Linked DNA regions of Mus musculus: regions 1, 2 and 3 are each linked to region 4. Evidence: chromatin loops called from intact Hi-C (ENCODE). Cell type or tissue: heart. All regions are shown on one strand. Region 1 holds the start of Trpv2 (transient receptor potential cation channel, subfamily V, member 2). Region 2 has its middle 27 kb from the start of Mmgt2. Region 3 overlaps Pigl (phosphatidylinositol glycan anchor biosynthesis, class L). Region 4 overlaps Ncor1 (nuclear receptor co-repressor 1).

Region 1 (8,000 bases), 180 kb before region 4:
CCCTGATGACTCTGACACATAGGGTGACTAACTGGGTCATTCACACTTGAAGACATACAGCCATGACACGTTTAAAGGCAGCCCTCACATTTGCAACACCACACAGATAGGTGTCCACCTCATTCCAGCTAGATGAACGTTATTCATCCAGTTAGCCCTATGGCCACAGACTATGAGGGGCTCTGTGTTTTATCTGCCTAGAAAATGTGGTCATTTGGACACTGCTCCCTGCCACTAGGGCAGCAACCATGCATGGCCTTAGACTAGGGAAGCACAGAAAGGTACCGACTGGGATTCTAAAGGGCATTGTGGATCCCATTCTATCACCATCAGTCCAGCCCCACTACTCATTCACAGATGCCACCATGCACCTGTCTGTGCTGTCACCCAACCTAGCTAACTAGTCTCTCACACAAACAACACAGTGTGCCAAGGCTACACTGTGATAGCCACATCTCAGGGATGAGCAGGGAGAAAGGACTTTCCTGGTCCATTCTCTTGTCAACCCATGAGGATTCTGGGAAGTCAGGTTCAGTACCCTAGCAGGACCGGAAGCAGGATGCATGCCCTCAGGCTCACTCCCTGAATTGGTAGCTATAACACAGGAAACTCAAACTGCAGATGACTCTAAAAGGAAGCCCACTGCCCTCAGTTCTCAGGGTCCACATTGCCTCAGTGACTATGTCAGCCTTGGATCCCGCTACAGCCATGAGCTACCACTGTGGCCAAAATGGGTGGGGTTCGAAACATCAAGAAGAGGGGTTTGATTGTCAGTTGCATACTTGGTACTGGATGAAAGTGCCTCTACCAAAAACATAGATCTTGGCAGAAGGCCAAGAACGCAGAACATTCTGGAAGGTGTAACCCTAGAGAGCAGACTGTGGGACTATGTGGAGCTAGGCTATGAGGAAGAGACACTTGTGAGGGATTGGCCACTGCGTGACTTGGAGTGCTGTTTGGGAACTGCGGTAGCCTCACCTGGGACCCAGTCCCTTTCGGTAGTTGAGATTCACTTTAATCTGAGGGGAGAAGTTCCGGTCCTCTCCCTGGAAGGGAGACTCCATGGGGGGTGGCTCATTCTTTCCTTTGTTCACCTCAGCACTGCCTTCTTCATCTCCATCGGACGTCTCCAGCCTAAAAGCTGGGGGGTTGGAGGCTGAAGTCATCCTGAGAGAGGAGGGTGCTCCTTATCGCTGAAACTTCTGTGGAGATGGAGATCTTAAGGTTCCCCTCTCTCTCTCATACCGCAGTGGGGTAGGCCTGGCTGGGACCTGGAGAAGGTGATGTAGAGAAAGGAGAGCAGGAGCTGGGGTAAAGACAGTGCTTGTTTACCATGCACAGAGTGCTGGCTTCTCTACCCAGCAAAGCATAAGCCACCTGTAGCAGTCCAAGGCCAGCTGCTGGAGGGATGGCTCAGTGGTTAAGAGCACTGGGCTACCTTTCCAGAGAATCGGGGTTCGGGGCCCAGCACTGCATGGTGGCTCACAACCCTCTGTCACTCCAGTTCCAGGGGATCTGATGTGTTCTGACCTCTGCAGGTATCAAGCACACACGTGGTACACACTCATATACAGAAAATAAGTAATAAATTGATAAAATATTTTAAAAAATAGAATTAGGAGCTAGAGGATCAGAAGTTCAAGGTCATCTGAAAATAGCCTGGGATACTCTGTCTCAAGAGAGAAAGAGAGAGAGGGAGAGGGAGAGTGGGAGAGGGAGAGGGAGGCGGGATGAGGAAAGAGCTGGATCAGAAAGGGCTTGCCACACAGCCTGGAGGAGCTGAGGATCCTGGGTGTCCACATAAAAAGCCACGGAATGAGGTATATCTTTAATTTCAGTGAAGAAAGGCAGGCAGAGACAAGAGGCTTGCTGGCCAGCCAGTCTAGCAGAGTTCAGTGAGACCCTAGCTCAAAAAAACAAAGCTGAGAACAATGAAAACAATCCACATCTACTTCTGGCGTCTACACACATCCAAAACCACACCTACATACACAAAAAAATAAAAATAAAAATAAAAATAAAAGAGAGCCATGCCTGGTGGTGCACGCCTTTAAACCCAGCGTTCAGGAGGCAGAGGCCAGCCAGGTCTACATAGTGAGTTCCAGGACCAAGGCTACATAATGAGACCCTGCCTCAAAAAACAAAAACAAAAACAAAAACAAAACAAAAAAAACAACAAAAACAAAACAAAACAACAACAACAGAAGGGGTGTGTATGTGTAGGAAGGAGAGTGGGAAACTGTTAGCTTTCCAAGAGGGAAAATCAGCGGTGAAGGAGAGAGGCAGTGTCAGGAAGATGTGCTGGGAGCAGGGACCTGACAGAGTTGTCACTTTGATATTATCTCACAGGAAGTCAGGACTGTCTTTATCCCCCTTGGGAATTTCTGATGTTCAAGAAGACTCAAATCCTATTTAGGGGTGAGAATGCTTGTGTTCACAACCCCACCCATTCTCTACCTGATATCAAGCCCAGTGCCCAATGGTACAGACAGATAAAACTTCAGTTGTTTGGCCAGCACAGGCCACGAAACCCTTAATGTAGAGAGGGAGCGATCCAGGGAACTACTGGTCTATCAGACCCTTCCTTTTGCTGCCAGAACAACCGCGACTCAGAAAAGAGAAGTGAGTTGCCACCTCGCTTCGTGTCCTGATGGTCCTCTTCAGTTCTCAGAACCCAATTACGTTCGTTTCCAGTCTGACTCATATCTGAGGGTATAAGACACCACCTCCGAAGGGGCTTTAGAGCTGGCAAGCGCTATCTGCCTTCCCACCTCAAACTGCACACTGGGTCTGGGGTTAGCTGACAGCTAACCTCACCCTCAACAGAAACAGCAACCACAGCCTCCATCACGTGGCCGGGGCTGGGACCTAGTTAGAGCTGGGGAGCCTCTGTCTTCCTCAGAGTTCAGAAACCGGAAGGAAAGAATCAGAGCCGGTCAGAAGACAGTGGGGGTAGGAAAAAGGGGCAGGGAACAGGTTGGTAGAAATAAGGGACAGAAAAAAACAGGGCCAAGAGAGGAAGCGGTAGTGTGGCCCCGGCCCACTCTCAATTTGTTACAGGATCCCAGTACACTCAGAGAACTGGGTGGGGCATTTTCCACAATAGCCAGGGGGCCTGACTGAGGTTTCACTTCTCTGCCCACCTTAGTAGGACATGGGCATCCTCCTTTTGCGCAGTCTAGCTTCCACCCTCAAGCAAATCCTGGCAGACGCTGCGTCTGACATCATTCCCAACCCCCAGCAGCAACAACTGTCTTCCAGAGGCTGTCTACCTTACCTCCTGGGATCCCCATTCTGGCAGCAGAGAAAGAGGCCTGGAGGTTCAGGGAGCCAGATCCCACGCAGACCCTTATTCCAAGATGGAGATGCCGGGAGACCAATCCAATCATTCACTGTCATACTTCCAGACGCAACCCCTAGGACATCCTGAAATAGCCCATCGACTTACCCCTCAGGCTGAAGTCAAGGCGTAGCGGCAGCAGACTACAAGCCAGGATCACCAAGCCTAGCGGGACTCTCCAGCAGCGGGGATTGAGAGAGGAAGTGCCGCGGAAGCCTCCGTAGCTGGCCGTAGCTTTCTCTGTATCGTCCACCCTCCACCTGTTCGTCGCACACAGTGGATAGTGCGGGCTTAACGCCAACCTGTCAAGGACCAGTGACTGGCCACTGGGCTGATCATCAGGACCACTGGCCACACCCTGCTTTCGCGAGACACGCCCTGCTCCTCCATCGGTGCACTTCCACCCACAACTGTAGCCAGAGAAGCCCCTGGGGCAGTCAGAGGAAGTTCTGGGGTGGTGGGACCTAGGCTTGGGTGGAAGCTGGCACAGGTGTGGGATTCATGCCCTAAAACACTGACGCCCACCCCTCCTGATTCTTAACACCGTGTGCCCTCCCCCGGCCATTTGGTTCATCACTGTCCGACCCAAGGGAGAGAAGAATGGGATAGCCCCAGAGAGAGAAGAGGTTCAGTCTAGCATTTGCCCCAGAGAATGCAGCCCAACCCATCCAGCCATTATTTCCATCTAAGGAAGATTCGCTCAGCGTCCTGACCCCAGGGATCCCCCGAGTATCCATTTACAAGGGCACTTCCAGAAACAGCCAGCAGGTGGCAACCGTGTGGCCAACAGGAATGGCTGAAATTGTACAGCCCCGGCACTGCCAGGGAGAACAAGGACCAGCTCTCCCTCTCTTTTTCGCCGGAAGACCTCTGTCCTTGCTCCACATCCCAAATTTTGTTTGATTGGTCCAAAGCACTAATTTCTCTCCCGTGAGAATGTTCTACCAAACCGGTCCCCCTGCTTCTCCGCTGCTACACTCATACGTCACACCCCATTCTTATACCAACTAAGGTGGTCTGCTAAAAATATAAACCAGGGGCCAGCGTTTAGCTTTAATGGTAGACTTAGTGGCATATGTAAGGCCCTGTGTTTGACCCCCAGTATCAGTAATCAAAGAAAAACTAAATAACAAAAATTAATTAATTAATGTCACCCCCACCTCCAAGCCACTTTTTCATAGCACTAAAAATAAAACCCAAACTTCATACAACAACCTCATGCAGCCCAGAGGCCCGCCCCAGTCATGTCACCTTCACCATGCTACACTCCAGACCTGTACCGTCCAGTATGGCAGTCATTAGCCACGGCAGCTATTTAGATTTTAGTTTGGTTTACACTTTTACCTGCGGCAAGGACTTGATATGAAACCAACTGTGGCAATCCTCCTGCCTCTCTCTCTACAGTGCTGGTGTTATAACTGTGCCTCCATGGTTGGTCATCTTTCAGATGAGTCCACTGTAAGGCAAAACTCAGCAAATACTAGCTGGCATGGCCCTCCACTCTTCCCAAATATGTCCTGTTTTCTCTGTAGTACAAGCTGTCTCACCTGCTAGGAGCAACAAGCAACACACACACACACACACACACACATATACGCACACACACAGTAGCATCGCCATCATGGCCACATACCTTAGTTCTAAGCATCTTCTGCTTGTGTTTGTGTTTCTTTGTTGGTTTTATAGTGCTTGAACATGGGCATGCCAGGCCAGCCTCTACCACAGCTTCCTGCTCTATTTTCTGTTTAAACATCACTTCCTCTCAGTAGAGCTAGACCAGCTAGACCCTAAACTGGGGGGAGGGGCCCTAGAAACGTACTCCTAAGACACCTGCCTTGCCCCTGGCAGAGGCTGATTTGTACTGTGCTGCCTGCCCCCTATAATAACATACTTAGCCATCCACTGTTGCTCAAATGTGCTTAGGACTGCAAGTGCAGAGTAATGCCAGCACTTCTGTTTAGCTGGGCGAGGCCCCAAGAGGTGACTCCTTGCAGCAGGAACCAAGCCACGTATATGCATTTAAGCAATCAACTTCATAAATGTTTAAATCTATGCTTAAAATTTCCTTTAACAAACTCTGTTTTTTTTAAGCAGTTACTTCATATTAGCTTTTTTTTTTTTTTTTTTTTTTTTTTTTTTTTTTTTTTTCTATGAAGACAAGGCTCCAACTTCTCCTGAGTGAGGTGAAGCCTCTGAAAGAGAATTCTTGAAGCAACTGAGGGCAGCAGAATGGGAAATAGAATTTTTTTTATTAGGTATTTTCCTCGTTTACATTTTCAATGCTATCCCAAAGGTCCCCCATACCCACCCACCCCCAATCCCCTACCCACCCACTCCCCCTTTTTGGCCCTGGCGTTCCCCTGTACTGGGGCATATAAAGTTTGCAAGTCCAATGGGCCTCTCTTTGCAGTGATGGCTTACTAGGCCATCTTTTGATACATATACAGCTAGAGTCAAGAGCTCCGGGGTACTGGTTAGTTCATATTGTTGTTCCACCTATAGGGTTGCAGTTCCCTTGGAAATAGAATTTTTTAAATCTTTTTTTTTTTCAAGGCAGGGTTTCTCTGTGTAGCCCTGGATGTCCTGGAACTCACTCTGTAGACCAGGCTGGACTCGAACTCAGAAATCCGCCTGCCTCTGCCTCTCAAGTGCTGGGATTAAAGGAGTGTGCCACCACTGCCTGGTGAATTTTTTAAATCTTAATGCTGTGGCTTTATGTTTAAAATAAAGCCAGTAAGATGACTCATCAGGAAAGGGCATTGGTCATGCAAGCTTGGTGACCTGAATTTGGTCCCTAGAACCTATGTAAAGTTGGAAGGACAGACTTGACTCCACAAAGTTGTCCTGTAACACAACCACACATGCATCATGTAAATATAAATGCACGATAGAAATTAATAATAAATAGTAAAGGGGGCTTGAGAAACAGCTGAGCAATTAAGACCTAGCCGCTTGTGGTGGTTTAAATGAGAATGTTCCTACATAATATCATGTTGGAATACTTGGTCTCCAGTTAGTAGAACTCTTTGGGAAGGATTAGGAGGTGTGGCCTTGTTGGAGGAGGTGTGTCACTGGGAGTGAGCTTTGAGGTTTTTAAAGACGTTATTCCCAGTGTTCCATTTCTGTGTCCTCCTTGCTGATCAAGATGTAAACACTGAGTTGTTCCTGCCTCCATGCCTTTGCAGCACCATCATGACCTATAATTCTTTGAAAATGTAAGTTCAAACTTAACACTTTCTTTCACAAATTGCCTTGGTCATGGTGTTTTGTCATATCCATAGGAAAGTAACTAAGAAATTGTTTTTATAGAGGACTCAGGTTCAATTCTCAGCCCCCACAGGGAGGCTCTGTAATTCTCGTTCCAACGGATATGATACCCTTTTCTGGCCTCTGCAAGCACCAGGTATGTTCATGATGTGCAGACATACATGCAAGTAAAATACCCATATATATTGATTGATTGATTTGCTGGGCATGATGGAATGTGCCTTTAATCCCAGCACTCAGGAGGCAGAAACAGCAAATCTCTGAATTCAAGGACAACTTAGGCTACACAGTGAATTCCAGGCCAGCCAGAGCTACATAGTGAGACTTCAAAACAACAACAATAACAACAACATGTATTAAGCACTCATTGTGTCTGATACCATGCTAAGTGCTCCGTGTATGACCCTTAGAGCAAGCTTATTTCACAGATGATGAGGCTGAAGGTAGGCAAGTGTAGACCACATGGGTGGGAAGTGAGGAAGAAAAGATTTAAACCCAGAGCCACACCCTGGACACTTGTGCTTTCCAGGAGATGAGCATGCACTTTTGACATACCCACAGCTTCCAAGGCCGCTTATTAACCATGAAATAGTCAGCACAGCTTTAAATGTCAGGTAGGGCAGAGGGCATCACTGTTCTCCTGAAGTAAAACTGGAGACCATCAAGGGACAATGAAAAGTGAGCTTTTATTGGCTAAAGAGATGGCTTAGCAGCTAAGAATGGGAACTGCGCTTGCAACCCCAAGACATGGGCACTTCACAATTGCCTGTAACTCTCACCTGATTCCTTCTTCTGGATTCTATGCACTCTAACATGCACTGATTCAAACCAAAACACAGTCACAGACACATGATTAAAAATAAAAATAAGGGGGCTGGAGAGATGGCTCAGGGGTTAAGAGCACTGACTGCCCTTACAGAAGACCCAAGTTTGATTCCTGGAACCTACATGTAGGCTCACAGATGGTGGTAACTCTAATTCAAGGTGATCTGACAGTTTCTGGTCTCTGCAGGCTCCAGACATGCGTTCATTCATTCACACAAAAGAAAAATAAATAAATTAATTAAATAAATAAAAAATTAAAGGGGGTGCCTGGAGAGATGGCTCAGTGGTTAAGAGCACTGACGGCTCTTTCAGAGATTCTGAGTTCAATTCCCAGCAACTGCATGGTGGCTCACAACCATCTGTAATAGAATCCAAGGCCCTCTTCTGGTGTGTCTAAAGAGACCACCAGTGTACTCACATAAATAAATAAATTAATAATAATAATAATAAGGAGGAGGAGGAGGAGGAAGAGAAGGAGAAGGAGAAGGAGAAGGAGAAGGAGAAGGAGAAGGAGAAGGAGAAGAGGAGAAGCTGGATGTTATTAATCCCAACCTCAGGAGCAGAGGCA
Region 2 (8,000 bases), 280 kb before region 4:
ATGGCAATCCCATAGGAAGAACAACAGTGTCAACTAACCTGGACCCCTGGGAGCTCCCAGAGACTAAGCCACCGACCAAAGAGCATACATGGGCTGGTCCAAGGCCCCTGGCACATATGTAGCAGAGGACTGCCTTGTCTGGCCTCAGTAGGAAAGGATGTGCCTAGTCCTATAAAAACTTAAGGCCCCAGGGAAGGGGGAGGTTCTAGGGGGAGCACCCTGAGGGGAAGGGGGATGGGATGAAGAACTGTGGGAGGGGGGACTGGGAGGAAGCCAATATGTGGAATGTACATAAAATAATGAATTTTTTTAAAGAAAGAATGTCATGCAGAGGTTCTAGAAGGCTCCCTCACCAGCATGTAGTGCCACATCATCACTCCCTGTGAGAAGCCTCCTGCATGCCTGCCACTCCCCAGCAGCGGGACACTGTTCTGCTCTCTGTCTGTGGGTTTAGCTGGTCTGTGACATTTCCTGTGAATCTAGTCACACAGACAGGCCTCTGTAGACAGCTTCTCTGAACGATCATTTTGGGGGTTCACCCACGCTGGCGCCTCCTTTCTTTTTTACCGATATCCATCCAGTACATGGATGTGCCACACTCTGCCCTTCTGCCCTTTCATCATGGAGTGTCTGGGCTCTTTCTACCTTTTGACCTTTGTGAACTGTACTGCCATAAAAGGTCACGGTCGATTTGTTTTGTTTGTAGAATTCTTGTTTCTATCTGGGGAGGGTTATAAGTACCTATGATGGAATTGCTGAGGCAGATGGCAACTCTACACCTAAGTGTGGGGCTGCACCCTTGTCTCACTGGTCAGCAATGTCTGCCCCAATCCTTCACACCCCTAGTGACACCTAAGCCATGACAGCCATCTTGTGATGTGAACTGGGTTTGCCTTTGTTCCTGCTCTTTCACTGTTTGGCTCTCTGGCCACAGGCAAGTTGACTCCCTCTGATTTATATTTCCTCACACGTTAAGAAGAGAAATGAATAGCAGGCCTTCTTCTCAGAAGTCCTGTGAGTATTAAATGAAACGGCATATGTTCATCTGGAATGGTAGGCCAGGTCCTCAAACGATGAAATATAGACTTGCCACATGTAGTGATGTCAATGTGAAATGCCTTCTAGAAGGCAGGTGTACTGAAGGTGTGGCTGCTGGCTGATGAGCTCTGGGGAGGCAAATATATTACAAGGGTTCTGATTTTATCTATGGGTGAACACAGGGTGTGGTCTTGGGATGCCTGCATTCCCAGAGAGCTGTGACTATAGCCCAATACATTCTGCAGTATTAAAAGGTTGGACATCTAACCTACTAATGGGATCAGAAATTGATCAGTATTGGGAGATTGTAAAAACTACTGGAGCCAGCACACCATGGATTAAAAACTTTGAAAATGACCCCAAATAAATCATTTCTGTTTTAAATTCTAAAAGTTATTTGTTGTGACAATAAAAATACTAACATGCTATATAATATGGCTTCACAATTCCACTTCTGAGTATATACCCAGGAGTTTGAAAGCAGACACTCAAGCAGATACCTACACATCCATGTCACATCATTATTAACTACAGTCATAATAGGAAACATTAGTGGATGCATGGATAAACAAAATGTAACATATACACAGGATGGAATATTATTCAGCTGTGTAAAAGAAAGCCATTCTGATCCCTGAGCTTTAACGACATCATGCTAAATGAAATGAGTTAGTCACAGAAAGATGAATAAGGTACACCGAGGAGTCAAGTCTCAGAAACAGAAATAAAAGTGACTGCCAGAGGCTAGGGAAGAGCAGGGAATTACGGTTTGAAGGGCGGGGTTTCAGTAGGTAATGTAGTTTAGGTCTGAAGTGTCCCCAAAGGCTCATGTCTTAAAGGCTTGGTATCAGTGTGAAGTGTCCTTAGGAGGTGGTGGAGCCTGTGAAAGGTAGAGCCAAGTGGGAGGAAATTAGGTCACTTGAGATATGTCCTTGAAGAGGATGTTGGGAGGCCACCCATTCCCTCCTTCCTGCCCAGATGCTCTGCCTCACTTCTGTGAAATGCTTTTCTCTAACCATAACAGTTTTGCCATCTTCAGCAGAGTAGCCATGGCTGCTCACAGGGCACCCTCCAGATCAGGCTTGCTACCTTCTCTCAAAAAAAAACAAGGGGAGAGGAGGGTCATCAGACTCCCATCCAAGATTGTCGCCGCTCCCAGCTGCACCTGCTCCCGGCTGTGCCAGTCTTAGGACGTGTTAGTGTACACAGAGAGTGGAGGGTTAACTGAAGGGGAGTCTGAGTATGTAACTGTGGGAGTCATTATCCATGATGGGACAGGATGTTTCTGTAATATGGCTAACCCACACTCCTCTGAGTAACTCTTCACCCTTGGTTCTACACGCCAAATAAACTCACTGATTCACCAAGGCAGACCTGAACAGACACATCTCTTTGATTGGTCATTGGTGCTTTGTCTGGGGTCAAAAACAAAAACAAAAACAAAAACATTTGTTTATGTCTCCCTGGGGGAAGTTCCTGCAACACTTACCGCAGGCCCAGAAGCAGCAGAGAGAGAGCTGAGCACCTCTGAAACTACGTGACCCATAGGTCTTCCCTCCCAAGCTACACAGAACACAGGAAGCGTCTTCAGAGTGAGTCTTTTTTTTTTTTTTTTTTTTTTTTGGTTGGTTGTTTTGTCTTGTTTTTTGTTCCCAGGCAGGGTTTCCCTGTGTAGCCCTGGCTGCCCTGGAACTGACTCTGTAGGCCAGGCTGGCCTGCAGCTCACAGAGATCCACCTGCCTCTGCCTCCTGAGTGCTGGGATTAAAGGTGTGTATCCCCACCACCTGGCTCCAGAGTGAGTCTTGCAGCCACCTTGTCTATGATGTCACAAGCTAGCAAGAACCCATTCTTTGTGAATGCAGTTGTCCCCCTCATCTGAGAGGGCTATCTTCCAAGACCCACAGTGGGTGTTCAAAACAGAAGATAGATAGTAGCAAACCTTATGTACACTCTGCTTTTTCTACACACACTCCGCATACCATTTACTTTAACATACTAGACCCAGGAAGAGATTACCAACAACAGTAAGATAGACTATGGCAAAATTGCCAGCATCCCTAGTGTTGCACTTTGAAGACATTATTGAGTAAAATATAGGCAACTTGAACACCAGCGTGTGAGACCATGGCAGTCATACCGACAACAGGGATGGCTATTAGCACATGTACACAGAGACACTGGACCAATGGGCGGTTCTTGTCCTGAGTGGGATAGAGCGGGACAGAGCCAAATTCATCATAATATCAGAATAAGGCACAATCAGACAATGTTCATGTCTAGAATCTTCCATTTAAGGCTTCGTCCTAAGTGAAGAGAAAAGCCTGCTCTGTGAAGCCAGCCAGCCTCTGAGGGCATTTACAGCTGGTGACATAGCTGGAGGATGGTGACACTCTTCTTGCAGACGCCAAAAGTCATGCAGCTTTCTCTGCAACGTTGATTAGGTAGCTGAAGTGAGCGAGCGAGGGAGGGCATGCTGCCTAGGATTAGGCCTCAGCGCAGAGTGGCATTCCATTTGCTGCTTTCCTCTTTCCCCCCCTGAAAACACTCTTTTCTCTTAGGTGTCCTGCCTGCCGGGTCTGTTCATAATCCTCTTATCCATCCACCAGATGGCAGGAGAGGGATGCTAAACAAATCCTCCGCCCTCCAGGCACTGCACAGTCCACAGGCAGTCACAACACCAAAGCGCCCTAACTTCCTGTTTAACGGTGCTTTCGGACTGTGAGGAGAGAGTGGCTGAAGTGGCTCAGATCCAGTTGGGGGCTCCGATACGGCGGATGCCTCAGGGTTATTTCCTGAGGTACAATTACAGCAACACCAATGTGAAGGGCAAAGGAGAGAGGGATCTTGGGAAGGGAGAAAGCGGGGCTGAGCAGAAGCTCTGGACCGAGCTTTGCAAACCACTGTGGCAGAGGTGACAGTCCCCCTTCACAAGCTTCATGACCCCACCTTGTTGATCTGCCTCCTCAAGACTACTGGGCATGTAGGCATGGTGGTGCACATCTGTGGTCCCAGCACTCACAAGGCAGAAGCAGAAGGATCTGGAGTACAGGGCCATCCTCAGCTACATAGCAAGTTCGAAGCTAGCCTGGGCTACATAAAAGATGATCGTGATGATAATGATACAACTAATAGGTAGGAGAGGCTAGCCCCAACAAGGACGCCTGTGGCATGCTACAAAGGCTCCCCAACCTTTTTACTGGGCCCCCTGGGGACATTTGAAAGCAGACATACCAGAAAACAGCAAGCACACAGACAGAGCTTGAGTTGTGTGAAATGCGGGAAGATGCGGGTGTGGATACGGCACTGTTGTGGTGAATCCTAAGAATGCGTTACCTCTTCTCCCTGGTGTGTGGGGATTTTGCAAAGCATTTTCCCATGTGTGCCAACAGCGTCACCAAGGCCAGGCACGATGAGCAGACTGAACCAAAGTTCCCAGATTCCATTCTCTCAGAAGATGCTGGTGCACAGGTGACTGCCCGCCCCCTCCGCGCCACCCTGAATCACCAGATGCACAATACTTTCCCTTGAGGGCCTGATCTTCTACCCCGCAGGACCTCCCTGAGTTCTGGCAACCTGACTCTTCCCTGTCTGTTATTCTCATGGCCTCTTGCTGTATCCATTACGCTGGTTATTAAGCTTTGCAGATTTGACTCTTTGGGTCTTCCAACATCTGCGCAAACAATTCTTTATATTAAATATTCAGTTTTGAGAGGGGTGGGGGTGGGGCGAGGCACAGCTCCGTAGCTGGTTAAAGCTGGGATGAAATCAGCAGATGCTGGCTCCTGCCTCGAAGCTATTCACTTACTACCGATGAGGGCTTTAGAAAAGATACCGATAAAATTTCCCCCAGTTCCCCTCTGTCCCTGTCAAACTCCCTGCTCCATCATTTACCAGCAGTGTGACCGTAGGAATGTGGTTTGACCCATGCAGTCCTTGAATTTGGGTTGTACCTATATCTCAAGGTTGTTATAAGAATAGAATAGGGCTGTATGTGCCCAGGGCTTCCAACAAGTACAGTATTGTAAGAATGACAGAATTTAATGCCACACAGAATATGTAATGGTCAGGAAAACCACTTATTTTTAAATGGCCAAAGCTTGGGTTAAATGAATGGATCAAACAGTTAAGAGCACTGACTCCTTTCCCAGAGGACCTGGGTTCAATTCCCAGCCCCCACATGGCAACTCACAGTTGGAAGGGATTAGTCATCTTCTGTGTCCACAGGCACCAGGCATGTGCATAATATATAACATAAAATATAATAAATACCAATAACATAAAATATACTAAATAACATGAAAATAAAGTTAAGGAGAGTAATAGTCAAAAGGCTAGGTGAGGTGGTGCCCCCCTTAATCTGAACATGCAGGAGGAAGAGGCCACTGGGTTTCTTGTGAGTTAGAAGCCAATCTGATATACCTAGTGAATTCCATGGCAACATAGTGAAACCCTGTCTGGGGAAAAAAAAAAAATTAAAGTGGTCAAAGGACTTGAATAAACACTTCTCCGAAGGAGAAATACAAGTGAACAATAAGAGTGTGAGTAGGGGGGCTGGTGAGATGGCTCAGCAGGTAAGAGCACCCGACTGCTCTTCCGAAGGTCCGGAGTTCAAATCCCAGCAACCACATGGTGGCTCACAACCATCCGTAACGAGATCTGACTCCCTCTTCTGGAGTGTCTGAAGACAGCTACAGTGGACTTACTTAAATAATAAATAAATCTTAAAAAAAAAACTTTAAAAAAAAAAAAAAAAGATGTTTAAAAAGAGTGTGAGTAGGTTTGGGGAGACAGCGCCACTGGTCACCAGCTTAACTGCACAAGCAAGCAGGGGACCTGAGCTCCTCCAGCACCCGAGATCATGGGGGTTTCTAAGGTAGGTACGGGTTGTGGTGGCATGGCAGTATGCATCTGTAATCCCAGAACCAGGAGGCGAGAAGGGGGACTCCCTGGGCTTCCTAGCCAACTAATCAAGACAAGTCAGTAAGCTGGAGGTCCAGGAAAGGCACTGTCTGTCTCAGAGAAATAAGATCCGAAGTAAGCAAGGACAACACTCAGCCTGTATCTCTGGTTCCCACATAGATGCACACACATGTGCACACTCAAGAAAGACAGAGAGACAGAGGCAGACAGATGACAGAGAGAAGGGCTCTCTGAGAGGCTCAACATCAATCACTTCTCATTAGGGAGTCAAAACCACAATGAAAAGCTGCTTCACCCTTACTTGCACGGCTGTCATTAAAAATGCAAAGAAGACTTGGAGCCGGCAGTGGATAAAGAGCAGTGCTGTGCAAGCGTGAGGACCAGAGTTTGAGTTTCCAGAACCCACACAAAAGCTGGCAGGTTCGGAGGCCGCTGCAGTCACAGCGTGTAGAGGCAAAGATGGGGGATCCCCGAGCAAGCTGGAGGTAAACTAGTCAATCCAACAGGAGGCTCCAGAGCTAGCTGGTTAGATAAGCTAGTCAGTCCACGCAACTCACAGTGAGTTGCGTAAATGAAGTGATGAGCAATCAAAGAATATCCTCGCTGTCAACTCCCGGCCTATATGCACACATATGCACACATATACTTGGACACCTCTCTCTCTCTCTCTCTCTCTCTCTCTCTCTCTCTCTCTAAGTAAAAGCAAAAAGAAAGAGAAGCTGGAAGTGAACTCAGCATAAGAGTGGCTGAGTCCATCCCTAGCACAGGAAGGAGAGGAGGAAGAGGAGGAAGAGGAGGAGGAGGAGCAAGGCTGTGGGACCTTTGAACATCATTGGCAGATATGGGAAGGGGTGCAGCCACAAGGGAAAACACTATGGAGTTTCTGAATTAAGAATAAATATGCAGCTGGGCCATGGTGGTGCATGCCTTTATAATTCTGGGAGGCAGAGGGCCGAGGGGCAGAGGGGCGGGGGGTTGGGGGGTTGGGGAGAGAGCAGGGAGGAGGGGTCAGGGGATAGGGGTGCAGAAGGGCAGGGGCAGAGGGGCAGGGGGGCAGAGGCAGAGGCATTTCTGAGTTCAAAGCCAGCCTGGTCTATTGATCAAGTTCTAAGTCAGCCAGAGCTACACAGAGAAACTCAGTCTCAAAAAACAAACAAATCCATAGCAAGAATTTTGGTTCCTTCAAAAACCCAGGTACATTAAGTGAATATGTTTTTGTTGTTGTTGTTTGGTTGGTTGGTTGGTTCTTTTTTAATTTATTTTTTATTAGATATTTTCTTTATATACATTTCAGATGCTATCCCGAAAGTTCCCTATACCCTCCCTCTGCCCTGCTCCCCTACCCACCCACTCCCGCTTCTTGGCCCTGGCATTCCCCTGTATTGGGGCTTATAAAGTTTGCAATACCAAGGGGCCTCTCTTCCCAGTGATGGCCGACTAGGCCATCTTCTGCTACAGATGCAGCTAGAGATACGAGCTCTGGGGGTACTGGTTAGTTCATATTGTTGTTCCACCTATAGGGTTGCAGACCCCTTCAGCTCCTTGGTGCTTTCTCTAGCTCCTCCATTGGGGGCCCTGTGTTCCATCTTATAGATGACTGTGAGCATCCACTTCTGTATTTGCCAGGCACTGGCATAGCCTCATACAAGACTGCTATAACAGGGTCCCTTCAGTGAATATGTTTTTGTTTTAATCCCAGGTGTGAAATAAGAGGTTGCTTCATAACATGTGACAATGATTTGCCTCATGCACTAGGGTTTTTTTGTTTTTTTGTTTTTTGTTTTTTTGTTTGTTTGGTTGGTTGGTTTGGTTTTTCGAAACAGGGTTTCTCTGTGTAGCCCTGGCTGTCCTGGAACTCACTTTGTAGACCAGGCTGGCCTCGAACTCAGAAATCTGCCTGCCTCTGCCTCCAAGTGCTGGGATTAAAGACGTGCGCCACCTCCCCACCCCCACCCCCTGCCTCCTGCACTAGCAGGCAGTGTTTTTACCCAGCTGCAGAGAGTTTGTTTGGAATTCTAGGAACCTTTCAGAGGGGGTAAAT
Region 3 (8,000 bases), 100 kb before region 4:
CCAGCCTAGCTACAATAGTGAGTTCCAGGATATCCTGGGCTATAGAGTAGGCCTTTGTCTCAAGAATAGACTCTACTACTACCAAAAAAACTGATCTGAGTTAAAAAGTGCATGGATTGGGCATAGATTGCAAGTCATCCCAACTTCCTCTCTCCAACTCAATGTAAGAAAATATAAGAAAAATTCAAGCAAACACACACACACAGACACACACACACACCCCTCCTTTCAGACCAAATGAGTTCTCCTTTGCCAATAGTGCACTTCTAATTAGTACAAGACCTGGGTCTAAGGCATAACCTTTGCCCGGTTTCTATCTTCTCTGGTAGAGTAGGAGTTCTGCTTTGGTAACAGTGCTGGCAAAACAGGTGTGTTGGAGGCAGTCTTTGGACTCTAAAGAAACAGTTGGTGAATGACCTGTGTCCGGTTTTGTTTATACAGTCTTTCTTCCTGATGACTGGAGTTTACACATGCTGATTAGAATTATAATTGCCATTTTGGTCCAGAGACTAATCAGGTATGAAAGACAGATATAACAGAGTGACAAAAAGGAATACAGACACTAAGGGCTCTGGAGAGTCAGCCACACAGTCTTAGGTGTCACCATGGTGGCTTCTACCATAGTGGGGCTTCTGATATCTACAACATGAAAGCAATTACTTAGACTTGGTTGTGATGTTGTGTGTGTCTGTGTGATTGTGTTAGGGGTACACACATATGAAGGAGCATGTATACGCACGATGACCAGAGAGGACACTGGGAATCCTTCTCTACCAGTCTTTATTGCTTAGAGACAGGGTTTCTTGCTAAACTGAGAGTTAGGCTGGCAGCCAGTAAACCCTGACTTTATCGTCTACATTGCTAGGGTTACAGGCATGTGTGACCATGTTTGCCTTTTTAAAACAAAACAAAACAAAACAAAACATGGATACTGTGCTTTTGAAATTCTTACTCAATGAACCGTTTCCTAAGCTTTGAATTTAATTTTTTAAAAGTTCCACACAATCAATTATTTAGGTTGTTTCCTGTGCTTATTACTGTACTAAGATTATGACAAGTACCCAACACATACAACTCTTTGTATGTGGCTCTCAATATTTCCTTGTGATAAAATCAGCGAAACTCAATTTCTGCGTCAAAGATGAAGTGAGGAGTATGCATGTAGACTAATTCTTACAAGAACCCTGTTAAGGGCTGGAGAGATGGCTCAGTGGTTAAGAGAACCAACTGCTCTTCCGAAGGTCCCAGCAACCACATGATGGGTCACAGCAATCTGTAATGAGATCTGATGCCCTCTTCTGGTGCATCTGAACATTATTATCATTATTATTATTATAAATAAATCTTAAAAAAAAGAGAACCCTGTTAAGAAGAGTAGATGGGAACTGTTGACAAAGGTGGGGGAGAGTATCAGGGAATGGGGATGGGGTGAGGGTGGAGGGCTGTGCATTTTACAAGCTGATTGGAAACACTAGTAAGCATACATCATGCCTGCTCTAAGAACTAAGGGGTGCACGTGTGCGCGTGTTTCTGAGGGCTGTTAGGCAAGTGCTCTACTTCTGGGAATCGAACCCAGGTCCTCTGGAAGAGTGACAGTGCTCTTAACCACTGATCAGCCTGTCCGGCCCCAGTGGGCATATATTCTAAAGCAGTTCCCTTGTAATTTTTTAACATCCAAGTCCAGATTTCTGGAAGCCTCCAAGGATGGGCAACAAAGTTATTGAGCTTTGAGCTCCTAAAAATTTCCATTACTAAACGCAAGGTGATGCTTTGCGCCTTAACATTCACCTCCTGCCTAGCTCAATCCTGGGTTGTTTCCTGAAAGAGCCGGCAAAGGAAACTGAACAAAAAAGGCTTAACTTCCAATGGAAGGAAGTGTCCAAAGGAAGATGAGGACTAAACATTCTTTTTTCTAAACAATTATGTTTCATTTATTGATTTTGTGTGAATGCATACATGTTTGCATTCCTGCATGCATGAGTGCTTGCCACAGTGTGCATGTGGAGTTCAGCAGACACACAGTGGGAGCTGCCTCCCTCTTTCCACCATGTGGGTCCTGTGGATTGAATTCAAATCATCAGGCTCAGCGGGGGACATCTTTACCTGCTGAGTCAACTTGCTCACCCTCAAAAACAAAGTATTTGCTTTATTTTGAGACAGGGTCTCGCTATATAACTCTGACTGGCCTGGAACTTCACTGTAGACCACCAGGCTGGCCTCTGCTTCCCTTGCTGGGATTAAAGGTGTACTTCACCACCTCTGAATAAAATACTTTTTAAATTAAAAATGTTTTAGGCCAGGTAGTGGTGGCACACGCCTTTAATCCCAGCACTTGGGAGGCAGAGGCAGGCGGATTTCTGAGTTCGAGGCCAGCCTGGTCTACAGAGTGAGTTCCAGGACAGGCAGGGCTATACAGAAAAACCCTGTCTCGGAAAACAAACAAACAAACATTTTTATGATGTTGTATGTATAAGTATTTGGCTTCATGCGTGTCTATGCACTTGTGTGCCTGGTCCCTGAGGAAGCCATCGAGAGCATGAAATCCTCTGGAACCAGGAATTACAGATGGTTGTGCCTTGCTGTCAGGTCAAGGCTGTGCAGGTAGGGGTATGACCATGCAAAGCCAGGCAGAGTGGCAATGTGCCTCACAACCCAATAATCTCTAAAACACTACTGAGGGCTGTGGCCCAAGAGGTGGTTTATCTGTTAAGAGAACTGACTGCTCTTTCAGAGGACCTGGGTTCAATTCTCAACACTTACATGGCAGCTCACAACTGTCTGTAGCTGCAGCCTCAGGTTATATCCTCACACAGACATACATGCAGACAAAACTCTAATACAATATATATATATATATTGCAGACAAAACTCTAATACACTATATATATATATATATATAGTCTGTTAAGGGGACTAGAAAGATGGCTCAGAAGTCAATAATGTGTTTTCTGCTCTTTTGGAGGATATAAGTTTAGTTCCCAACACCTATGTTAGGCGTCCACAATCACTTGTAACTCTAGATGCAGGGGATCTGATGCCATCTTCTGTTCTCCACAGGCACTGTACACACCCACAGGCACCTGTACACACGTACTCTCTCATATACCTATAGGCATATACATATATACATTTCAAAAAACCTTTTTTTAAAAAAAACTTATTTACTTATCTCTATGTAAGTACACTGTAGCTGTCTTCAGACACCCCAGAAGAGGGCATCAGATCTCATTACAGATGGTTGTGAGCCACCATGTGGTTGCTAGGATTTGAACTCAGGACCTTTGGAAGAGCAGTCAGTGCTCTTACCCGCTAAGCTATCTCTGCAACCCTCAAAAAATATTTTAAATAAAGAGTTGTTATCCTGATATGACATGTGCATTGACTTTCTTTCTTGTCTGTCTTTCTTCCTTTCTTCTTCTCCTTTTTCTTTTTTTAGAGGTCTCACTAAGTAGTCTTTGCTGGCCTTGAACTCTATATAGAAAGAACTATAGCAATCGGCCTGACTCTGCTTCCTGAGTACTGAGATTAAAGGCTAGGGCCACCACACCCAGCCTGACTTTGCATTCTTATACTCTCAGCAGTTGTGATTATGAGCATAAAACTTGAATAAGATTGAGATCATCAGGAATTTAGGAGGCCCTACCCACCCCTGAGGATCTATAGAGGGTTAATGATTGATGGGGAGAGAGACATTTTCTCCAGTGGTGCAAGCACTGGCGAGGGGCCTGTGTTCCTATAAATAACCCATCACCCATGCTGCTGAAAACAACCCTAAGTAAACTCACTGGGTCAAACACACAAACAAAAGGAGAAGAAAAAAAGAAAGACGTGGATAAGGAGGGCCAGCTGGGAAGAGAGAGAGAAGCAGTAGGAGGGGAGGGGTCACAAGGGAGTGCTATGGGGGCTGATGACCATGAAGGGACATTGTATACATTTTTGAGAATGTCAAAATGAAACCCATTACTATGTAAACTAATATATGCCAGGAAAAACATAAAAACCTTAAAGAGGGTTAAAAGCTGAATCAGACTCAGAAGACTGAGGCAGGAAGTCAAGTTTGAGATCGGCCTGGGTTAAAAAAGAGAAAAGATCATTTAAGGAAAACAGGCAAAATTACAAGGAAGGAATGCAAAATATCAAAATATAATGCATTTTTAGGATTCTCAGAAAGAATGCAAGAAATGCAAAATAAAAGCAAGATGCTTGTGGAGAAGGGCACAGGCAGAGTTCAAATGGCTTCCGTGAGTCTGACCCTAGACTTCTAGAAAATTCCGATAAGGAAATGGAGAAGCTTAAAGGCCGGTAGAGCAAGTAGAAATACCTAATCTATGCCGGGCGACGGAGGTGCATGCCTTTAATCCCAGCACTCCGGAGGCAGAGGCAGGCGGATTTCTGAGTTCGAGGCCAGCCTGGTCTATAAAGTGAGTTCCAGGAGAGCCAGGGCTACACAGAGAAACCCTGTCTCAGGGGAAAAAAAAAAAGAATTACCTAACCTACATTCACCTCCCTTACCAAAGGACTAGCAGTTCTACAGCTTCACCACCAGGGGGGCGATTTCTCTATCCTTGTGAACTTGAAAGTGAGGATCCACCCAAGACGTGGAATGTTAGTGTGTACACCAGAAAGAGCCCCCAGCCCCTAAACCTTTGCTTGTCACATAAAGAATAACTCATGTGAAAGAGGAATAGGAATATGAAAAGAAATTGAATTTTCACAACAAGGCAATAAAGTGGGAGGGCCTCCAAATGACAAGCTCCCAATAGATTGGAGCCTTGAGATAACCAAGTCTCAGCTTCCCAGAAAGCAGAGCCTACACTGAAGCCACCTCACTGTCACCTGGAGACAAGGACTGTGGAAGGCACAGAGGGAGGGATAGTGAGCCATAGAGGGAGGGAAGCTGGGAAGGAGGGTGGTTTTATTGATTTGATACATGGCTTATTAGATCCCATGGGTGTCTAAAAAGCTGTATGTACAGTACCTCCACACAGAGGGCAGGTTGTAGCCTGTTAGCTCTTCAGACTTCAAGGTGAGCTTACTTGGGTGCCCCAGGACTGAGATGTCATAGAAGCCCTGAGCTAGAAAGCAGGTGGTAGACTGAGCCTGAGCCATGGGCTTGTCAGACAACAGTGAGTATCTGGAGATAAGGGTGCCCGGGACCCCAAAACATCAGGGCAAGACTCAGAACAAATTCAGTGTTCACTTAGCTAACATGGACCAAGTACACACTTCTGTATCATACCCAAGGCAATAGCCAAACATGGATATAGGTCACTCTTTATGCTTAGGGCTGAGTGGAGCTGAGGTTTGGGATCTTGCAGGATGAAGGAATTTCCCAGGGAAAGGAGAGCCAAGAGGTCAGGGATTCCAAGCCAAGGAGGCAGTATGATGAGCTGGCGGCATGAGCAGCTAGCTGGCAGTGGTTGCTGAAGCGCACCGGCAGCTGGTGGAGCTGAGAGTGTCGCAGGCCTCTGAGGAGGACAAGGAGGTGGAGGTGGAGGAGGAGGAGGAGGAGGAGGAGGAGGAAGAGGAGGAGGAGGAGGAGGAGGATGGCCACCATCCAGGGGAGCAGAGGAAGACTGTGGCCAGGCCTTGTGTTTGACAAGCCCTTGAGAGCGGGAAGAGGGTGGACTTAGCAAACAGTGTTAGTGCTACAGGAAAATGCTCCCAGCTCCCGGCTCCACCCGGGACTGCTGTGTTCAGTAAACAAGCTCGCCTCAGCCTGTGACGCTTGCTTTTCTAATAGTGAAATATCCTCAAACTCTGACCTTCACACATTCTAGTGACTCGTCCTTACTGGTACTTTTACAGTCCCTCAGCAGTGCCATGCAAACACTCTGGAGAATCTGTGGTGCAGGAGACTCCTCCAGTCAGTACGTCTGAGAAGGGAGGCCCCTGGGCTCCACTAGCAAGAGGAGGTTTGCTTTGTCTTCTCTCAGACACAGCCTCTGCAGAAGCGACCAGGACCGGTGCTGCTGCAGAGCTCCAGCAGAGCTCCAGCAGGGTTAGGTAACGACTTAGCTCCCTGAGAACCAAGTCCTACTTTTGCACACTGCACTCTGAACTCTCATACAGATGGAAGTGGTTCAGACACCCTTATTTGGTCTTGTGGCTTGTTTAGCACAGTGCTGGCAGAATCTGCTGCCCCTCCTCCACCCACTTCAGGCACATTTCTAAACTTAATTACTTCCTTTGTCATCTAAAGTGGGTAAAGGTCAGTAGGGTTCAGTGTAACGGCTTTGGCAGGCCCAGGGCCTGGAAGCTTAGTTGGAGCCCAGCAGTTGGCCCGTCCTCACCAAGGGCTCATTTAGGGAGGCAGGGGCTGTCTCCCCATGCTGAGGCCATCCTGCAGCGTTCCTGCTGGAGCACAGGAGGACCAGGGAAGACAAGGGAAATGGATCTAAGCTAAAAGGTTGGACCCAACAGTTGAAAGCAGGGTTCAGTAACTTCTGTGGAGTAAGGGCAGTGGTTCTCAATTTGTGGGTCTCATCCCCTTTGGCGTTGAAGATGAGATATTGTGCATATCAGATATCTATGATTCTTTGTTGTTGTTTTCTTGAGACAGGGTTTCTCTATGAAGCCTTGGCTGTCCCAGAACTCACTCGGTAGACCAGGGTAGCCTTGAACTCACAAAAAATCTGCCTGCCTCTGCCTCCTGAGCACTATGATCAGAGTGTGTGCTACCACCACCTGACTAATTTGCATATTTCTAATGGCTAGTTATACATGTTTCTTAGCATTGCATGATAAATAACAGTGGCAAAGTTACAGTTGAAATAGCAACAAAATAATGTTCTGGTTGGGGTCCCCACACATGAGGAACTGTATTAAAGGGTCTCAGCATCAGGAAGGTGGAGAACCATGGCTCTAGAGTGAGACAAACCTAGAGGGGAAATAAAACAATGGAAAGAAGGACGAGGAGAAGGAAGAACATGCCCTGAGAGCGGAACAGTCAGCACCTTGATTAAATGTCCCAACAGACCCCTTTCTGCACAGGGCTTCCCTCTCCCAAGTGGAATCATAAAATGGCCTTTTCTTTTAGCCTTCGATGCAAAATGAGCCAGGAAATCACAAGTGTAGGTACTTGTAGGAAATATTTCCTTAATACTGTCCGCAGGTCACAGGGCCTTGTCCTTGCAGGTATGCTGAAGCTTCTACAGGCTGACGCAGGAGGGTTTATGACCACTTACCTTCTTCCAAGACACTAAAACAGAGGAAGAGCTGGGCGCGGTGGCCCACGCCTTTAATCCCAGCACTTAGGAGGCAGAGGCAGGTGAATTTCTGAGTTCAAGGCCAGCCTGGTCTACACAGAGAAATCCTGTCTAGAAAAAAACAAAAAACAAAAAAAACAAAGACAAAAAACAAAAACCAAAAACAGAGGAAGAAAAGGCCTGCTGGATACATGGGTTGTACCAATTAGTAGTTAGTTCAGCCTGGAACACTGGGGCCCTGTTTCTGTCTGTTCTACATACCTGTAAGTACTGCTGCTGCTTGTAGACTGGAGACCCTTGTGTGCTTTATGAAAGATGCCCAAACTCCTGTGGAGTCCTGTAGACCAGGCTGGCCTCATACTTGGAGATCCACCTGTCTCTGTCTCCCAAGTCCTGGGATTAAAGGCATGTGCCACCACTTTTTCTTTGGCATTTTGTAAAAGGTACCCAGAGGTTGCTGAGGCATTGTGAATCACAGTGCTGTACAGAAATCAGTAGTCTGTGCTTCTCCTTCTCAAAGACATCCTTCATATTGTTGCAACAAAGCTTGCAGCACTCTTATAGGAAATTTTACTTCATAGTTTGCCAGTGTGTTGTTTAGTGTGGTGTTGAGAACAGGCTGCAATCTGCTCTACGCTATTCCACAGTATATAAAACAGTGTTTTTTCTGGCCATGCTTTGTCCTAAGAGACTCCAACTTACAAGTAACTTTAGACTCAATTTTAAGGAAGGGGGATGAGAGCAGCCCCTGGGTGCACTAGCCAACCACTCTCTGTTAGGTTGAACCCATAT
Region 4 (8,000 bases):
AGACGAAGTAGGATGGTGCGCTTTCAGTCTGTTAGGGCACAAACAAATCTCGGTAAGTTACGGTCATGCTAATGAGATTCACTCTTCCATCCTAATGAAAAACTGCTCAGTCTTCAAACTGGAATAGTTTCTCATTACACAGTTCTAATAGTTTTATGCTTATAAAAATAAGTTTCAGAAAATATCCTAATTTTTGTAATACTAATTTTATAGACACATTTAAGTTCGGATTTTTAATGAAATGAAATTCTTTGAAACTGTGTTAGAAATGAACTTGACCTTATGTTTAATGGCCTAACAGGTTAACAGCTGTCAAGCATAAGAGACAGCAGCTTTTATTTGGTGTAAAATTTCTGTAGTTCATATTTACCAGCCTTATCTTTTAGATACTATCTTAAATAACTGGGGTTGAATATTTTTTCTCAAGAACTTACTAATATTAAGTGAGAAACCAGCTTTTTTTGTACATTTCATTTAACTGTATTTGTGGGACTTGCTAAATTAGTCCTAGTGATGAAATCATTGGCAGATAAACTTTTTCATGCTTTGGAATAATTGTAGTTTGTTGTTTACTGATTTGTTTAATAAACATTTATCAGTTGTAGACAGTGTTCCATGTATTATTCCAGAAAAGCAAGTAAGGTAGCCATACCGTTTTGCTCTTAGGGAGCAGATATGCCAGCGGACAGGTTCAGCATTGTGATCATAATGTGATCTCATGCATACAACTGACTGCAAGAGTATATAACGGGATGCCTAAAGCAGATATGAATCAAGAAGGGCCACTAAACAGGGAAGCCAATACACTGCAAAAGTACATAAGCAGAGGAAACAGAGTAAATAAAATATCTAATATGACAGGCTTAGAGCCTGCGGAGTTATAGTGAGTGAGCTGGGAAGTGGGAGGTTTGATGAGGATGCTGGCATTCAGTGGCACACTGTCCTGGAGGTCACCGTCAAGATTTTGTATGAGATTCTGAGGGCACTTAAATGTTTTTAAACTGAGTATGTATGAGGTTCAGGTTTGTATTTTAATTATTTACATCTGGGGTTGCAAATGTAACTCGGTGGTATAATACTTGCCTAACATAAATGAAGGCTTGGATTGGATCTCTAGTACCAAATGAACTGTATGGTATCACATGCTTATGATCCCCACTCAATAGGTTGAAGCAGGGAAATCAGAAGTTCAAGTCATGGTCAGTTACCTAGTGGGTTTGAGGCCATCTCCAGATAGAGGAAGCCCTGTATTAAACAACAAAAGAATTTCAATCTGGTTGTAAAAGTGAGAATGCATGGGAAGATCTGAACACGGACCTAGCATGAGCCAGGCCCTGGCTTCCTTCTCCTCTGCTTTGGAAAGCAACAGAAATGATGTGAACCACATTTACTAGATGATTGCTTCGCTCTCGGTGATGGTGTTGACTTGAATTAAGGAGGTGGGAGGAAAGAGAGAGAGAGAACATGAAGCGCACACAAGGCAAATGGATGTTGGAAGGAGTGGTGAGGGAATGGCATGAGGAAGAAATACTCTCCTATCCAGTCTCTCTTAAGGTGACCAATGTTAGCAGTGTCCCCTAAGGCCCTTCTCACTTTCCTTTATCCAGTATCATATTCACATAGTTCTATAACCATAACGGAAAGTTTTTCTGCTTTTTAAATCACTTATTTAACCACAATATTAGTTCTTAACTTCATGTTTTTACCAGATTTCTTTTTATGATGATGAATAAATAGCTAATTCCAGCCTTTTCTGTGCTATCAAAAAAATTGACTAGTTAACAACAGCAACAAGAACAAAAAAGGTGAAAAAGCTAATGGTAGAGAAACAGTTAAGTGTGTGTGTGTTCTCTGACAGTGTGGATGGGTACCGATACAGTACTTATAGCTGCCTTTAAGAGTGATTGGAACGGTGGTTTTCAACCTGTGGGTTGTGACCCCTCTGGGCTCTAGCTACCCCTTTCACAGCAGACGTTGACTAAGACTATTGGAAAACACAGCTATTTACATTATGATTCATAACAGAAGTAAAATTACAGTTATGAAGTAGCAATGAAAATAATTTTATGGTTGGGGGTCACCACAACATGAGGAGCTGAATTCAAAGGTCACGGCACTAGGAAGATTGAGAACTACTGGATAGATGATGAACTGTGTAAATGTTTTTCTTTTTCCTTTCTTTTTGATGAGGCATGTTATCAGGAAAATAAAAATAGCAGGTCAGACACTACTAGTTATAGTTGTCTGTGAGTTTGCTAATTGGTATAGTGCTAATGGTTAGTAAAATCTCCAGGGAAAGTATTCCTGGTGAGTTCATCTAAGGGAATGGCTCCATCTCTCCTGTTAGATCAAGAACAAATTGTCATTTGTAGCTGAGTCATACAAGCCAAATGTACTTCTGATTCAATTTAAGAAATGGAATATATTTCAAAGGGTTAGGCTTACCAAATCATGAGTTCAGTTTAATTGTTATTAATTTGCTACGGGTGTTTAATAGGAACAAAAAATCTGCCAGCGCTATGATCAGCTCATGGAAGCGTGGGAGAAAAAAGTGGACAGAATAGAAAATAATCCCCGGAGGAAAGCAAAAGAAAGCAAAACAAGGGAATACTATGAGAAGCAGTTTCCAGAAATTCGAAAACAAAGAGAACAGCAAGAAAGATTTCAGCGGTATGTAGTTTGATGTTTAGTAATTGTGATTTTTTTCCCCTTCAAATCATATTTTTTAATTTAACTTTGTATTGATTCTTTGCAAATTTCACATCATGTACCTCATTCCCACTCATATTTTTCTTCCCTTTGTATCTGTCTTCCACCCTTGCCCCCAAAAGAAAGTAGAAATCTCACTGTGCAGGCTGTAGTGTGTCATAGTGTGTCCACAGAATATCCTTTTGTCCACACTTCTTTCCCTGTGTCATGGAGATCCTGCTGCTTTGAATCTGTAGGACCGTCCCCTTCGAGTGTTCCAGCTGTTCATTGATGGGGCAGATGTTGGGGTGGGTCAATTCAAAGCCCTGGATCTGGGCCTGGGTGGCATCTGAGCTAATAAGCCTGCCATATTTCCCGTACCCACACCACCAGGGAGGGCTCTCCAGCACTGCCTCAGCTAGCTCACCGGATGATTCAGGCAAGGGGCAGAGCTGGCTCTCTATTCTCATGCCCTCTCCTGTGGCCATGCCAATAGGGCCGGCTCTATTGTGCTGCTCAGGCCAGGTGCAGGGCCTGCTCTCTGGAGTGCTGCTGCAGGTGAGGGGCTGGGTGGTTTTGTTTTTGAGACAAGATTTCTCTATGTAGCCTTGGCTGTCTTTGAATTTGATCTGTAGACGACTGGCTTCAAACTCAGAGATTGGTCTGCCTCTGCCTCCTGGGTGCTGGGATTAAAGGTGTACGCCACCACTGCCTACAAGAAATTTTAATTTTGAACTTAAGTTTTTAAAATTATACTTACTATTCATTTTGGGGGTTGTATGTGGGAGGCTCATGTGCCATAGTAATACTGATCTGATGTGAAGGTCGGAGGACAACTTGTGGGAGTAGGTTCTCTGAACCCACCAACTAGTATTAGCCCAGTCCATTGGATCTAATGGCAACCGCATGGACCATTTTGCCAGCTCTGAGGATAATTTCTTAGTGAATTTAATATTATTTTGTATATCTAATTTGCATGTCAAATCTAAGTGAATATCTTTCATTAACTGTTTTATGCATGTGAATGAATGTTTTGCCTGTGTGCCTGTGTGCACCATGGTAGCCACGGAGGCCAGAAGGCCTTAGATTCCCTTGAAACTAGAGTTATAGCCAAGTGTGAGCTGCCATGTGGATGCTGGGAATTGAACCTGAGTCCTCCGGAAGAGCACCCTGTTGTCTTTAACTTCTGAGGCATCAGAAGATGTCTGTGGCCCTAGGCCTTTACTTTTTTTTTTTTCCTTCACCTTTGAGACAGGATCTGGAGTAGGTCAGTAGCCCTGGCTGACTTGGTATTTTACTATGCGGCTTGAGACCCTCTGCCTCCACTTTCCAAGTGTTGGCATTACAAGTTCCTGTGTGTCACCATGCCTAGTTTATGCAGTGCTGGGGCTTTGTGCATGTTAGGCAGGCAAGCACTCTGCCAATTGAGCCAAATCCTCCCTCATCTTAAGCCTTTAATTCTTGGAAGTTCTAATTTTCTTCAAAATGACAGTACGAACAGGCCTGAATGTTCCTTAATAATCAAACATAATGAAATAGCATGAAATTCATTATTGAATCAAGAAATTCTGTGTGCTGAAAGATGGCTCTGTGATTAAGAGTCCTTGGTGTTCCTGCAGAGAACCCAGGTTTGGTTACCTATGAGCTGATGCCCTCTACTGGCCTTTGTTGTTTCCAGGCATGTGTGTGGTACACAGTCAGAAATGGAGGCAAGACACTCAGACATATAAAATAAAAATAAGAGTTAAAGAAAAATTCTTTGCCCGGGGGGGTGGTGAGTTTAGTAGATAAATTTTGACTCATGTATTTATTTATTTTAAAGACAGTCTTTTTATGTAACCTCAGCTGTCCTGAAACTTGCTATAGAGATCTGTCTGTCTTAAGTCTTACAGAGATCATCTGCCTCTGCCTCCTGGTGCTGGGAGTGAACCACACTTTGTATTTTGATAGGTTTTTATGTGTAGAAAATAGGTATGAATGAAACCTCATTAGTAATGCCCATACAAACTTACAAATATCTTAAACTTAATTTTCTGTTTTGGTACTTTTCCTTATATTTTAGAAATGTGCAATGTATTTTTCTAAGCTTGCTCTGCCATTATTTAGAATACAGACAAAAATTAGACATGGCATCAATCATTTCTTTTTTAATATAGGTACCCCATTACTCAGTGCACTATTCTAACTAGAATATACAACCTTTTTGTCTGTCTGTCTGTCTGTCTGTGGTGCTAATGATCAAACCCAGGTAGTGATGCATGTAGGACAAACACTTTACCAACTGAGTTGTAATGTATCCCCAGTCCAACGTGTAACTTAAATCTCTTAACATTTAAGTTGTTGCTAATTTGGTAGTGATTTATGCATACGTCTTGAAAGTATTCACTGAATTTCAGGTTTGGTTTGGTTTTATTTATTTATTTTTTTGACTTTCTATTGGTTTAGAAAAAAAGTCCTACTTAATAATACAGAGTCATCAAGGGAGACACCCAATATCTGCACACATTTACAGACATACCTGCATCATAGACATGCATATACACAAAAATGTGCCATTGTGTGTCCTATCTTACAGACATGGACATGATGTAGATATTTCACTAATGAACTTAAGGAGTTGTAGTTATATGTACAGACTTGTATATGATCAACCCAACATCAGTCAACATTCCAGATAGTACCAATTGAATTCAGTGGGTTACACAGAAAAGTAAACAACAACAACAACAACAAAAATGTAGAAATCTTGAAAGGGAGGAATGGAAGGTGGATGTGATCAAGATAAATTGTTCATGTGAACAAAGTTTCAAAGAGTGATTATAAAATATTTATTTTAAAAGTCCTACTTTAAGCTAGGCAGTGGTGTGTGTGCCTGTAATTCTATCACTTGGAAGCAGAGACAGGCAGATCTTTGATTTTTGGGGCCAGCTTGGTCTGTATAGTTCCAGTATTTATACTAATTTGTTATGTCTTCATAAAAAGTCTTTAAATATATTTGTATTTTTTCTTCATATTTAGAGTTGGTCAGAGGGGAGCTGGTCTTTCAGCCACCATTGCTAGGAGTGAGCATGAGATTTCTGAAATTATTGATGGTCTTTCTGAACAGGAGGTAAGAAAATTGATTCATTCAAGTTAATTCTCTAACTGTATAAGCATTTTAGTCCTGTAGCTCAGGGGGTAAATGTTTATCAGTATGTAAATGAGGACACTTTAGGTAATAGTGCTTGAAGTATTCTAAAGACTAAGATCAACCATTTCTTGGTTTCAAGTAGTGTAATTAAATGTTTTACAAGGATTCTTTTGTCAGCAAGGAGACCTGGGAACAGTTAAGGAAATAGCTCTGATTGGCTGGAAGGTGGTGACACATGACTTGGGAGGCAGAGGCAGGCAGATCTCTGTGAATTCAGGGACAGCTGGTTTATAGAACAAGCTCTGGGATAGCCAGGGCTACATAAGGAAACCCTATCTGGAGAAACAAAAGAAGGTGCCCATCACTGTGTCCTTGATAAGGACATACCAGAGGCCCGGGGAGGCGAGGCTAGAAGGGATGATGGGCTCAGTGTGAAAGTGAGAAGTAATGGGTGCAGAGCTGGCTGACATGCTGAGCTTCTGGCTCCATTCCAGCAAGGGGGGAAGGAGCCTCTGCTTGCTCCCCAGAGGCTGTGGTGATGACCACAGCAATATCTGTAAATCGAGAGGCAGGTAAGCTGTCCCAGGCAAAGGTACTTACATTTTAAGCAAGAAAATTTGAGTGAAAATGACCACTTTGGGATTAAAAAAACTAACCCAAAGATGAAACTGGAGACATGCCTCACCTCTCAGAAGACCTGAGTTTACGCTCACAACGGTTTGTAACCCCAGCTTCAGGAGATCTGATGATGTCCTGAGAGGTCCCCTGTACTCACATGCCATGCACATAATTTAACAAAACACCTGTTCCTGTGGTGAGGCCTTTATCCCAGAGGCAGGGCCAGGCTGCTCTCTCTGAGTTGGTCTGGACTGCAAGTTTCAGCTCAGTTTGGACTGCTTAATGAGACATTGCCCCTCCCCCCCCAAATAACAAACCAAAGTCAAACAATCAAAAACACAAACAAACCAACCAAACAACAGGGATCATAGCTGAGCATGGCACAAGCTTTCAATCCCATCACTTGGAAGGCAGAGGCATGCTGATCTCTGTGCAGAGATGAAAAAAAAAATCCATATTGGAAGTTGTCAGATACAGTCTGAGATACAGGAAACTCTCAAAATAACTCTAATCTCAGTTTTTCTGTGACAAAGTCCAAACGCTATCTACTATTTTTTCTTCTTTGATACAGAGTTTCTGAAATTTTGTTTAAAAAGTTGAAAGTTATTTTTGCTGTAGTTTTCCTCTAAGAATAATTATTTATAGTTGTGTATTTTAAAAATAAATGCTATGTATAAATACATACATAAATAATAAGTAATCTTCCAAGGGTAGAGTTGTGGAGAACTTAAATATTCAAGTAGTAGTACATTTGAAAAATAAACTAAGGTAGATTTAGTTTAACATTATTGAACGATTTAGAAATCAGGCATATAAAACCTATGCTTGCATGTTTTCAGCACACTAACAAGTAAAAAAATAATGAATGCGAGGGGCTTGAGAGTTGGCTCATCAATTAAGAGCACTGGCCACTCTTCTAGAGGATCCAGGTTTAGTTTCCAGCACCCACATGGCAGCTCACAACTGTCTGTAATTCCAGGTCCAGGAGATCTGGCACCCTCACACAGACATACATGCAGACAAAACACTAATGCACATGAAGTAAAAATTAAAAAGAAATAGTATCAGCCGGGCAGTGGTGGCCCACGCCTTTAATCCTAGCACTTGGGAGGCAGAGGCAGGCGGATTTCTGAGTTTGAGGCCAGCTTGGTCTACAGAGTGAGTTCCAGGACAGCCAGGACTACACAGAGAAACCCTGTCTCTAAAAAACAAACAAACAAAAAAACAAAACAAAAAATAGTATTGTGAACCTGTCTACTTTGATCTCTACTAATCTATGGACACCTGTTTATTTTTTCTGTGACTATTTTGATTCAAGTTGTAGTAGATTACTGTAGGTTTACTGTTTTGAAGAGTGGACCTGGTACTTAAAATTGCTGTAATAAGTACATTTTTATGTATTATCTCACTAAACTAAAATATAAGAAAGAGATTCTAGTTGTTACTATTTTATGAAACTAAGGCACAGGAAGGTACAGGGCCATAGTGCTGTGGGTAGCAGAACTAGTGGTTCTTGTTCCAGAGCCTTTCCTCTGTTCATTGAGTCAAGTTACGTTTTTATAGG

Evidence for each region. Hi-C counts contacts between places; a loop is a spot of excess contacts. Peaks named below come from ENCODE experiments on the same cell type or tissue, not always from the same donor. Only the 100,000 strongest peaks of a DNase experiment are listed, where the experiment ranks them.
Region 1: a loop joins it to region 4, with 11 times the contacts of the local background. A loop is called at or near these places in 10 of 42 quality-filtered maps.
Region 2: it touches region 4 in a loop (2.4-fold over the local background); 4 of 42 quality-filtered maps call a loop at or near these places.
Region 3: a loop joins it to region 4, with 5 times the contacts of the local background. A loop is called at or near these places in 8 of 42 quality-filtered maps.

The regions. Positions count from the first base shown.
Region 1 is chr11:62,571,574-62,579,573 of GRCm38, reverse strand. It overlaps Trpv2 (transient receptor potential cation channel, subfamily V, member 2), which reads right to left and starts at 3,947. Exons shown (of 15, transcript NM_001382489.1): 1 at 3,449-3,947; 2 at 979-1,271. The coding sequence starts at 1,166. In heart, a CTCF peak has its summit at 4,108 (motif pointing right); DNase peaks (open chromatin) are centred at 2,853, 3,233, 3,693 and 4,103; H3K4me3 peaks cover 1,581 bases; H3K27ac peaks cover 1,141 bases.
Region 2 is chr11:62,671,614-62,679,613 of GRCm38, reverse strand. No RefSeq gene overlaps it. Among named protein-coding and RNA genes, the nearest start is that of Mmgt2, 27 kb to the right of the region's middle. In heart, a CTCF peak has its summit at 3,635 (motif pointing right); a DNase peak (open chromatin) is centred at 3,673; H3K4me3 peaks cover 628 bases; H3K27ac peaks cover 751 bases.
Region 3 is chr11:62,493,073-62,501,072 of GRCm38, reverse strand. All of the region lies in intron 2 of Pigl (phosphatidylinositol glycan anchor biosynthesis, class L), which reads right to left. Among named protein-coding and RNA genes, the nearest start is that of Pigl, 39 kb to the right of the region's middle. In heart, a CTCF peak has its summit at 4,528; DNase peaks (open chromatin) are centred at 5,422 and 6,112; H3K4me3 peaks cover 673 bases; H3K27ac peaks cover 1,931 bases.
Region 4 is chr11:62,392,935-62,400,934 of GRCm38, reverse strand. It overlaps Ncor1 (nuclear receptor co-repressor 1), which reads left to right. Exons shown (of 45, transcript NM_001252313.1): 9 at 2,498-2,670; 10 at 5,707-5,797. Among named protein-coding and RNA genes, the nearest start is that of Ncor1, 42 kb to the left of the region's middle. In heart, a CTCF peak has its summit at 4,350 (motif pointing left); no DNase peak of the experiment used is centred here.